Linked DNA regions of Homo sapiens: regions 2 and 3 are each linked to region 1. The links are chromatin contacts, found by Hi-C or POLR2A ChIA-PET in ENCODE. All regions are on one chromosome and are shown on one strand. Each heading gives the region's core, a stretch centred on a gene start or an enhancer-like site at or near the end of the contact. The rest is flanking DNA. Distances are from core to core; before and after follow the strand shown. Region 1 overlaps NOTCH2 (notch receptor 2). Region 2 holds the start of SEC22B (SEC22 homolog B, vesicle trafficking protein). Region 3 holds the start of REG4 (regenerating family member 4).

Region 1 (3,789 bases), core at 8-2,507:
ATGGAAGGCCCTGCTGGTCTTATGAGGCCTGTCCATCTTGTCAAGAGCACACAGGTTTTGCAAAGGAGCTGCTACTTGAAATGGCTTAGAAAGCCTTTCCATTGTCCTTGTCTTCGGGGCCCCCTAGCGGCTGGAAGGCTGCAACCTAAGCCTCACAAGCCATGATGTTCATTCTTCAGGGAGTTTAAGCACCTTGGCAGCAACTTCCTAGGCCACAGAAGTCTTCCTGGAACTTCCTAAAGCAGGGGGCCAACCAGTTTGTCTGTGGAATAGCTCCATGCACCCCAACTAAGCTCAGGTCCTGCGTAGATTTTTGTGGGAATCAGCTTCCAAGGACTAGGTCATTTATTGGCCCTGTGTTCCTAGGTCAGCGGTGTACCATTGACATTGACGAGTGTATCTCCAAGCCCTGCATGAACCATGGTCTCTGCCATAACACCCAGGGCAGCTACATGTGTGAATGTCCACCAGGCTTCAGTGGTATGGACTGTGAGGAGGACATTGATGACTGCCTTGCCAGTGAGTATGCCAGTCAGCTCTTAAGCCCCCAGAGGAGAGGAAAACACACAGGGAGCAGAGGAGAGCCCAGTGGAGGCTGCCGCCTTTCACGCCTGACATTGGGCATACCGGTCATTTATCCAGCATATTTAACAGTAGTGTTTTAACTCTTTCTTTTGAAGCTAGTGTCCTTGGGAATTGAGGCAGTGGAATATATTTTAAGCATTCCCTTTAATTTGTGAACATTGAAAATGTGAGGACAATGCTATGATAGTGTTTTTTAAAAAACAGATTTATTGAGGTATAATTAAGGTACATTAAACTGCAAATATTTTCAGTGTACAATTTGGCACATTTTGACATATAGTAAGTGAAACTATCACCCAAAATAATAAACATATTTGTCACCCTAAAACTATCTTCATCCCATTGCAATTTAACCTTCTCTCTTTCTTGCCTGTGGAGTCACAGTTTTACCTTCTGTCACTATAGATTATTAGTTGGCAGATTTTATCATTTTATATAAATGCAGTTAGATAAGCATAAGTCAGGAGAGGTTCTGACTTGTTTTAATGAACATAGTATTTGAGATCCGTCCATGTTGTTTATATCAATAGTACATTCTAGTTTATTGTTCTGCAGTATTCCATTGTATGGACATATTACAGTTCATTGGTTGATGGCCATTTGGGTGTTTTCCAATTTGGGGATATTACAAATGAAGTTGCTATGAATGAGTCTTTGTGTGGACATATGGTTTTAGTTCTCTTGAGTAAATACCTAGGAGTAGAATCGGTGAATCATGTCGTAAGTGTATGTTTCACTTTTTAAGAAATTGCCAGAATGTTTTCCAAGGTGGTTGTACTATTTTCATTCTCACCAGAATTGTATGAAAGTTCTGTTTGAACCATATGCTCACAAACTCTTGGTGATATCATTTAAATTTAGCTCTTCTAGTGGGTGTAGAGTGGTATTTCATTGTGATTTTAATTTGTATTATTCTCTCTGCCAATGATGTTAAGCATCATTTCGTGTGCTTTGCCCATCTGCCTATCTTCGTTGGTGAAATGTCTATTTAAATTTTTTGCCCATTTGAAATAATTAGGTTGTCTTCTTGAGTTGAAAGAGTTCTTTGTATTTTTAAATAAGAATTCTTTGACAGGTATTTGCTTCCCAATGATTTCCCTCCAATTTATAGCTTCTCTTTTGATTTTCTTTTGAAGAGGAAAATGTTAACATTGATGAAATTCAGTGTATGCATGTTTTTCCTTTATAGTTCATGCTTCATGTATCTTGTTTAACAAATCTTCACCTAATCCAAATTTGAGGTTTATCTACTGTGGTTTCTTCTAAAAGTTGTGTAATTTTAGCTCTTACATTTTGGCCTATGATTTGTTTTGAGTTAATTTTTACATATTGTGTGACTTAAAAGTCAAGTTTAATTTTGTTTTCTTACTGTACTAAACTAACTTCTTATTAGTTGTAGGTTCGTAGGTTAGCCTCTAGATAGTTTAGATTCTTAGGATTTTCTACAGATACAATCATCCTGTCTATAAATAACCCTTATGCCTTTTAATTTCTTTTCAACCCTGTATGCCTTTTATTTATTTTAGTATTATTGTACTAAGATCTTCAATAAATACAGAATAGAAGTGGTGAGAGAAGCCTTACCTTGTTTTTGATCCTAGGGGAAAAGTATGTAGTCTTTTACCATTAAGTGAGATGTTACCTATAGGTTTTCATAAAGGCCCTTTATCAAATTGAGAGACCTTGTACTTCTGGTTTTTAAGAGGTCTTTTTGTATTTTTATAATGAATGAATGTTGATTTTTTGGTGTGCAATTGATTTCTCTACATCTGTTGACATGGTGATATTATTTTTTGGTCTTTTAATGTAAGTAAATTGTCATCAACTTTATTTAACATTTTGCAAATGTTAAAAGCTAATCTTAAATTTATGGGCTATATTCCACTTGGTCATTATGTGTTATTCCTTTTATGTATTATTGGATTTGATTTGCCAAAATGTTGTTAAGGATTTCTATATCTGTGTTCATGAAGGATATTGTTCTCCAGGTTTCTTGGACTACCATTGTCTGGTTGTGATAAGAGGGCAATGCTGTCCTCATAGAACATATCAGGAAGTGTTTTTCTTTCTACTTTCTGGGAGAGTTTGTGTAGAACTGGTGTGTTTTCTTCCAAATATATAGACATGGAACCTTCTTTCTGGGAAAGTTTTTAACTACAAGTTTGGTTTTCCTAATACATATAAGTGCCATATGGGCTATCTGTTTTTAATTGAGCTTTGGTAATATCTGTCTTTCAAAGAATTAGTCCAATTCACCTGTTTTGTCAAATTTGTTGACATAACATCAATTTGTTTTATAACATTTCCTTACTGTGCTTTAATAGTCTATTAGATCTGTGATGGTTTCCTTCTCTTGTTTCTACTATTGGTAATTTGTCTCTTCTTTCTTTGAAAGGGAAGAATGTCTGTTTTGCAGATTTTTTTCATACAGTGTTCTATAAATGTTATTAATTCAAATTGGATAGGGTAGTGTTATTCAGGTCTTTTATGTCCTCTATGACTTTCTGTCTACTTATTATTCATAGAATATAATAAGGAGGCTTTCTGTTTACTTCTTATTCAAGAGTATTGAAATCTTTTACTATCATTGTATATTCATCTGTTTCTCTAGTAATTCTATTTGTTTTGGCTTAATGAATTTTGAAACTCTAATCTTAAGTGCATAAACATTTAGGGTTCTTATGTCCTTTTGAGGAATTGACCCATTTATCATTTTGAAATGGCCTTTTTAAACTCTTGTCATATTTCTCTCTCTGAAGTCTACTTTGCCTGATACTGATATAGCTACTCTAGCTTTATTTTATTATTAGAGTGTGTTTTTAAAAATCCTTTTACTTCTGGCCTGTTTCTCTAAAATGGGTTTCTTGTAGAGAGCGTATATTGGGTCTTGTCTTTTTTTCTCCAGTATGATGGTGTCTATCTTTTAATTCAGGTATTTAGACTGTTTAAATTTAATGTAGTTTTTATATGGCTGGCTTCAAAATATGCCATCTTGCTGTTTGCTTTATCTTTGTTCTTCTGTGTATTGTTTCCATTTTCCTTTTTCTGACATCTTTTGAAATAATTGAGTATTTTTATGATTACATTTTATCTACATACATAAATTTCAAAACTTTATCTATATTCACTACCATATTGGTTACATATTTTTTAGTAGTTATTGTAGGGTTTACTGGTGTGCAGCTTTAACTTATTATAATGTAC
Region 2 (3,789 bases), core at 909-3,408, 230 kb before region 1:
CCATCATTTGAGGCTGTGGAGAAGGCATGTCCTTGTTGAGTGGAAGGAAGGGAAATTAGAACAACTTATATCTATGGGCTATTTTAAATGTAAGGTACTATGATTCTACCAACTTAGACTCCCATATACACAAGGATTCACTTCCATTCCACTTTCTGTCTCTGTTAATAGCACAATTTTTTTTGTCTTATTTATTGTAGTCCTTCATCTTTCATGTGGAGTCAATCACTAGGTCTTATTGGGTTTTGGTCTCAAAAGTCTATCATTAAATAATATTACTTTTCTTAGCAGCATAATTCACAATTGCAAAGATGTGGAACCAACCTAAGTGCCTGTCAACTAATGAGTGGATAAAGAAAATGTGATACACACACACACACACACACACACACACACCATGGAATACTACCCAGCCATAAAAAGGAGTGAAATAATGTCTTTTGCAGTAACTTGGATGGAGCTGGAGGCCATTATTCTAAGTGAAGTAACTCAGGAGTGGAAAACCAAAAACCGTATGTTCTCACTTAAGTGTGAGCTAAGCTATGAGTACACAAAGGTATACAGAGTGATATAATGGACTTTAGAGACTTAGAAGGCGGAGGGTGGGAAGGGACCTAGGGTTAAAAAACTACTTATTAAGTAAAATGTACGCAACTCAGGTGATGGGTGCACTAAAATCTCAGCTTTCACCACTATATAATTCATCTATGTAACAAAAACCCACTTGTAACCCAAAAGCTATTGAAATAAGAATCTTTTTAATAAAGAAAATGCCACACAAAAATAATATTGGTTTTCTTCTAATCCTGAAGGCCAATATAAAAGGTAACAAAAGCCTGAGCTCTTTAATTAATGGGTACAAGTTAAGACAGAATCACATCAGGATTTGAAGTTGAACCTGAGCTCAAATCCTGTTCCCATCACTGCTAGCTCTCTGAGGCTTTCCTCTCAACTACAAAGTGGAGATATAATACTAAACAAGCTTACTGGGTTGCTTAACTAATATCTAGAACATACTTAACAGTGTTTCTATTAATGCGAGAACTAACTGTAAGCACTTAGTAAAGAGTAGTCATTATTAAGCAATGATAAATAAAAGCATTTGTATAATTCTTTTTTTAGCTTTTGAAAGCCTTGCACCTAGATTTTCTCATCTAATATTCATTAAAACCCTGAAAGGCCGATCATATCCCCACTTTAGAGATGGGGACACCAAAAAACAAAGAGATGGGAACACCTAGATATATCAGAGATCCTAGTTTTTATTTTATTTATTTATTTATTTATTTTTTTTTTTTGAGACAGAGTGTCGCTCTGTTGCCCAAGCTGGAGTACAGTGACGCAACCTCGGTTCACTGCAAGCTCCGCCTCCCGGGTTCACGCCATTCTGCCTCAGCCTCCCGAGTGAGTAGCTGGGACCACAGGCGTCCGCCACCGCGCCCGGCTAATTTTTTTGTGTTTTTTTAGTAGAGACGGGGTTTCACCATGTTAGCCAGGATGGTCTCGATCTCCTGACCTCGTGATCCGCCCGCCTCGGCCTCCCATAGTGCTTGGATTACAGGCGTGAGCCACCGCGCCCGGCCTGATCCTAGCTTTTTGTAGGTGACTGACCTAGGTGGTACAAGATGTCCTGTACTTGTTCATTTATTCACACATACAACACATATTTATTGACTTCTTACCATAAACTGTTTAAGGAGCCTGGTGGGGATACCGCATAAACAAACAAGCAAAAATAGACAAAAATCTTTGTCTAGAAATATATAAATATAGAACATTTTATAGAATATATGACATAGAAAACAGAAAAAAATAAATATGAAAATAGCCTAATTTTCAGGGTTTTCCTTTTTTTACATACCCTTCATGGTTAACGGTTAGTGGTTAATGGGGATTACCCATTAACTCCCACCCTCCTTCCCAGCTCTCTCCCAAGACTTAGTTTCAGGAACTAGAAAATTCTGATTCAGCTTGGGTGCAATGGCCGCTCAAAGGGCGAGGCTTATTCGAAGCCTCAAATTCAGAAAACCCAGCCAGACCTTGGAAGTTAAGAAGGTGGAAGGCAGATCGCGGAACCAGTGTTCTGATAGTTGTGGTTCTCTGAGGGAAGCCAATTCTGGGGACCGGTAGTGGAAAGCTCTTGCGCTGTTTCCGGCCACCTCAGCGGGAAGCGGAGACGCAAGCAGCTGGATCTCCGGTAACTGAGACATAGGGTATAACTGTTGTCGCGGCGGAGGAAGTGAGGACGGCGCCAAGGGCCTTCCGGGCCAGTGTTGGATCCCTGTAGTTTGTGAAGATGGTGTTGCTAACAATGATCGCCCGAGTGGCGGACGGGCTCCCGCTGGCCGCCTCGATGCAGGAGGACGAACAGGTGAGCTGCTTACTCACGACCCGCGACCCCAAGTCTCTGTCAGCGCGCTTTGCCCTCAGCATCGGATTCCTTCCTAGGACCGGGAGACCTTTGTGACTTCCCGGGCACTCCCGACCTCTCTGAAGTGCGCTTTTATCTTTTGGTGTAGGAGAGACTACCGGCGAAGAGGAAATCTTTCCTGAAGGAGGAGTTAAGTTTTTTGTGTTAGCTGTTTCTCTTTAGAAAAACGCTCTGGAGAAGTGGTAGCTTTGGTTGATTGTGATCACCCAGTGTTCTTTGACTCTTTAGGGACTTTGTTAAAATTCAGGATTTCTAATTTTCTGCTGCTAATAGGACTGCTGATGGATAAATCCTGGGAAAAAATCAGCCAAGTTCTTCAAGTCTATAACGTGGCACCTGATCCTTGACCTAGCTTGCTGACATCTTTTGAAAGTGGGTGAGGTAATATTGCCACATAAAAGCACCTGTTAAATTTCAGTACATCACATTCTTTCAGGATTATCCCCAGTTCCCACCTTCTCCAATACGCCGTACCACATTCCTGCAATACATTGTAACTTATTTTTTTCTTTGTCTTTCAATAACTTGAGTTTCCTAGCGGGCAAACGACGGGTCTTAATCATCTCTTTGTTATCCATACCTTTTACAATAGCTGCTTTATGCTAGTAGGTGCTCAAAAGTATACTGAATTGATTAAAAACAGCACTAACTCCAGATGTCTTAAAAGAAAGATGTTTTGTGTTTTAGAAACACAGTGGAAATTTCTGAAGTAAGACAAGTTTCTGGAGCAAGCTTGGGAGGTTCTGAAGACAAAGCTGAGAATGGAATTTATATAATTTGTTTAAAGTGATCAATTTTATTTTACTTTTCCATACAGTCTAAGTAAAACCTTGAGCCTTAAAAAAAGATGAGATATTGAAAAAATAGTTTGCACATTTCTTCTGTTGGACTTTTCATTCATATATTAATGCAAAAAATTTTTACTGAGCACATCAAATGTGCCAGGCATAGTGTTAATGCAGGGAGTTAGAGTACACAGTCTCTACCTTTGTGGAGCTTACAGTCTAGTGGAAAAATCAGATAACCAACAAACTATTAAAATGTAGTTTAACTGCTAAGGAGAAGGAAGAGGGTTTTGTGCTTGAACATGGAAAATATATCTAAGTTGGTTTTAGGAAATCAGGAAAGTCTTCCCAGAAGGTATGACACTAAGGTAACAGTAGGATCCAGTAGTAAGGAACTATTATTCTATTTGGTTATATGCCTTTTTAGGTTTGATTTGGAAATATAGTTACTTTCACTTTTAGGAGAGTGGTGATACAGATAATAAAGTTGCAGGTCATGCTAAGTGAAATATATTCTATTCATTACATAAAAACAAAGTCTAATCTTTGAAATAAACCGTGAACAATTTAACA
Region 3 (3,789 bases), core at 579-3,078, 140 kb after region 1:
AAATAATAAATAAATAAATAAAGCTACTATTCGAAAGCTGCCTGGCTTCCACTTTATCTCTCCATTATGGTGCCATCCCCATCCTTGTCACTTTGAAGGTGATCATTGCTGATTTGGGGCTTTTAGGATTCTCACTTTGACCATTTCATGTATGAGGTGTTTATATGTAGACTTTTTTTTTTTAAATAAACTTACTATTCAGTGGACCTTTTTGATTCAGACAATTTTCTGGTCCTTTACATTCTTACATCTCAAAGGTTTATGTGAGTCCTATCAATGCCTTAATTTGGAGCTAGTCAATGTGAGGGTTCAGTAAGAGACCTCTTAAAAGTCCTATGAACATCTTGTTTTCTAATCTGTTCTACTCTCTTCTCTCTCATCTCAAGTCTTTAAATCTGGATAATGGCATGGGGATAGCAGACTAAGGGTTGGGATGGCTGCTGGAAACACAGGAGATCTATCTAATCACCCATTTTGTTAAAACTTTTCTGTCTTACATCTGGACCAGGACTTCTGAAATTGAAAGGCTTGGAGTTAACATCTTTGTACGCCATTGTGCCATGAAGCAATGATGATTCCCATCCAGCTGCCTAAAGAGAAAGAGGTTTGTGTCAAACATTCTGATGGGAGAGATTCTTTAAAATGTTCTTTGTGAACCATGAAAGCATTACTTTCTCATGTCCTACCATGAATTTACACAACTGATGCAAAAATCTAATAACAAAGGTTGAGTAGCATTTTCCAAACAACAGTGAGCTGGGAGCAAGGAAGCTGGCTTCTGATATCAGCTTCACCCACAACTGTCTGTGCATTAAACTAGTCACAATGTTTCTCTAGGCCTCAATTTCCTCACCAGTAGAACAAAAGAGTAAGATTTGATAACTACTATGGTCCCTTCCAGACTTAAAGTTTCCAGACATAAAGGTCCTTTACAGACTTAAATCTGTAGTTTAAAGTTGAGTCATCTCTGGCACCTACAACCTAACCCTTTGCCATCTATACTGGAAAAGAAAATCTTGTTACTCTTTTCAAATAGCCTATTTTTCAGTAGAACTGTATTTTGGCAAACACCTATATTTGGAGTCAGAAGGACAAGGTTCAGTGTCCAGGTCCACTGCTGACCAGTGTTGTGAACCTCGGAAGGTTTCTAATCTCTCTTAAGGTTGGGTTTCTTGAGTGTGTAATGGGGATATGTGTCCTATGCTGCTCACAAGGATTTTGTTGGCATCTTATTTGATGACTTCACTGAAAACCCGTTATTGTAACACACTCTGTTGATGTAAGCTATTTTGACATGATCATCCATGTTCTGCGGGAGAAGCTCAAATAGTAGATCTCTGAGGAAACTCACGCATGTTGAAGGAGTGGAGTCGGTGCTTTAGGAAGGAAAATCTGTGTGTGGGTCTCAAGTCTCACCGCATGGGTCATAACCTATTCCTGACCCTGACAGAAAATCCTTCTAGAAATAAAAGAGAAATAAAGGAAATCCACCATACCAAGGCATAAAAAGACAGCCATGAAAAAGTAACATAAGGGGAGAGGAAGATGGGCTTATAACAGATTACAGGATGTTGTCAGTTTTAATAACGTGATGTGAAGAAAAGATTCTGTTTGCACACAGGGAGAGGTTCTTTTCCTGGCTAGTCAAAGCACACCTTACGTACATTCTGAAGCCGTCTCTTATATGATTCATTTTTTTCACTGTAGATAAGACTTTTATGGATGGATTGTTTTTCTCAAATAATATTATCGCTTTGTGACTAAAGTAAAGATTATTAATTCCTGAGGCAAGAAGATATAAAAGCTCCAGAAACGTTGACTGGGACCACTGGAGACACTGAAGAAGGCAGGGGCCCTTAGAGTCTTGGTTGCCAAACAGGTAATCCTCCTCGCGGTTGATGATGGGGGACTTTCTTTAAACATCTGTTTTCCTCTGTCAGCTATTAGCCAGGCCAGAAATGACAAATTGTATTTCTAGTGAGGCTTGTCAGGCTTTCTGTTGCTGTGTTGTTTGATTTAAATTATTTACCTTCTTTTCTTCCTTCACTGCAAAGAGCATTGGCTTTGGTGTCAAGCTGTTGGGTTAAATCTTGGCTCTGCAGTCTGGTAGCTGGGAAACTTTAGAAAAGTTACTCAATCATAAGTGTCAGTGTCTTCATTTGTAACATGCATTCATGAGATCTACAGTGCAGGTTTTTTGTTTTTGTTTCTGTTTTTGTTTTTGTTTTTGTTTTTTTATGGAGTCTTGCTCTGTCTCCCAGGCTGGAGAGCAATGGTGCAATCTTGGCTCACTGCAACTTCTGCCTCCCAGGTTCAAGTGATTCTCCTGCCTCAGCCTCCTGAGTAGCTGTGATTACAGGCACTTGCCACCACGCCCAGCTAATTTTTGTATTTTTTAATAGAGACAGGGTTGTGCCATGTTGGCCAGGCTGGTCTTGAACTCCTGACCTCAGGTGATCCACCTGCCTCAGCCTCTCAAAGTGCTGGGATTTCAGCCATGAGCCACCACACCCGGCCCAGTGCAGCTTACTTATGAACATGACATGCAGACATTCAATGAATATCAGTTCACTAAAAATTATTCACAGATTAGTAAAAAAGATGCTGCCTCTCCCTTCCCCCAGATGGTCACCTTGACAGAGAAATTCTGTTTGCGTTTTAAAGGGGTTTGAGGACATTGAAAATACACTATTACTTTTGGAAGGAAAGTTTAGCAAAGTGCAAGGTTCACGCAATGATTTAAAAAGAAGTAAGGGGTGGGGAAGGTCACATCCACACTCTCCAAGCTTTGTCTCATTCTCAGTTAATGTTGCCTTAAAGTGTTCAGATGGACCCCAGAATTGATTTTCCAGAAAAGTCATCATTTACATTATTCTCTTTAAGCAATCCATTATTTGAGAGTTAGATTGTATATTCAGATTTTTTAATCATAAAGTATGATTAAATGTGAATTCAATGAATTAACTCATTTTAAGAATTATTTGGGAGGGAAATCCAGAACTCAGTTTCATACTTATGTTAAAACAAAGCCCAGACAGATGAAAATAGAACAGTGATAAATATTTTAACCTTATGTGACAGTAATGGCCAGTCTTTTGATATAAATTTAAAAATTATTTTTAAAAACATAAAAAATAACAATATTTTTGAAAATTTCAGAATGGCAAAAATTATAATAAGTAAGAGAAAAATACAAACTGAGAAATACTATTAGTAACACGTGAAAGGCAATAAACATACAAAAAAGATCTCACAAATAAACATACAAAAAAGATCTCACAAACAATGAAATAGAAAAATGTGCAAAACTGTAAAATGAAAATTCACCAAATACTAAAAGCAAATCATTATATAAAAAGATGTTCAACTTCATTAGTAATTATAAAATATTTTAAAACACTAAGGTTCTTCTTTAATATACCAAAATTAGCCAAAAACTTGACAAAATTAAGCATTCTCTGGGAGCTTAGGGAACCAATCCTTTTAGTGCCCTATTAATGAGGTAAATATCACAGCCCATACATTTTAACAAAGGGTATTAAAATGACAATGTGCATGTTGTGTGATGCCACAACCCTATATATGAGAATTTATACTAAAGAAAAAATAAAAAATGCATGAAAGTTATGTGAGTGCAAGACAATGTATTACAATTAATCTGTTTCTGAGAAACAAAACCAGGCTATAGGACTATATGATCTTATTTTTATAAAATTGTACACAGAGAGAGGTGCATAGAAAGATATCTGTAGGCTACTCACCAAATTATCTCCTGGAGATGGGATTTAC

Evidence for each region. A loop is a pair of places that touch in the nucleus more often than their neighbours do. ChIA-PET counts read pairs that join two places held with the same protein, here RNA polymerase II (POLR2A). Pooled maps may share reads with other maps.
Region 2: a loop to region 1 is called in a pooled map, with 3 times the contacts of the local background. The contact joins the promoter of SEC22B here to the enhancer-like site in region 1. A Hi-C loop is called at or near these places in 1 of 50 pooled maps. POLR2A ChIA-PET finds 5 or more read pairs at or near these places in 2 of 52 experiments (AG04449 and activated CD4-positive, alpha-beta T cell).
Region 3: a map of PC-3 shows a loop between it and region 1 (13-fold over the local background). The contact joins the promoter of REG4 here to the enhancer-like site in region 1. A Hi-C loop is called at or near these places in 2 of 168 maps with a recorded cell type or tissue (IMR-90 and PC-3) and 11 of 50 pooled maps.

Annotation. Positions count from the first base shown.
Region 1 is chr1:119,945,144-119,948,932 of GRCh38, reverse strand. It overlaps NOTCH2 (notch receptor 2), which reads left to right. Exons shown (of 34, transcript NM_024408.4): 17 at 367-519. Among named protein-coding and RNA genes, the nearest start is that of ADAM30, 51 kb to the right of the region's middle. RefSeq lists an enhancer at 1-267. Within about 2 kb of position 1,257, at least 3 of the 41 ENCODE cell types and tissues checked have a DNase peak (open chromatin) inside an H3K27ac peak, as active enhancers do; they include PC-3, where a contact is called at or near this core.
Region 2 is chr1:120,174,889-120,178,677 of GRCh38, reverse strand. SEC22B (SEC22 homolog B, vesicle trafficking protein) reads left to right here and starts at 2,158. Exons shown (of 5, transcript NM_004892.6): 1 at 2,158-2,371. The coding sequence starts at 2,297. RefSeq lists enhancers at 1,997-2,126, 1,905-2,470, 2,167-2,536, 2,471-3,036.
Region 3 is chr1:119,809,499-119,813,287 of GRCh38, reverse strand. It overlaps REG4 (regenerating family member 4), which reads left to right and starts at 1,828. Exons shown (of 6, transcript NM_032044.4): 1 at 1,828-1,879.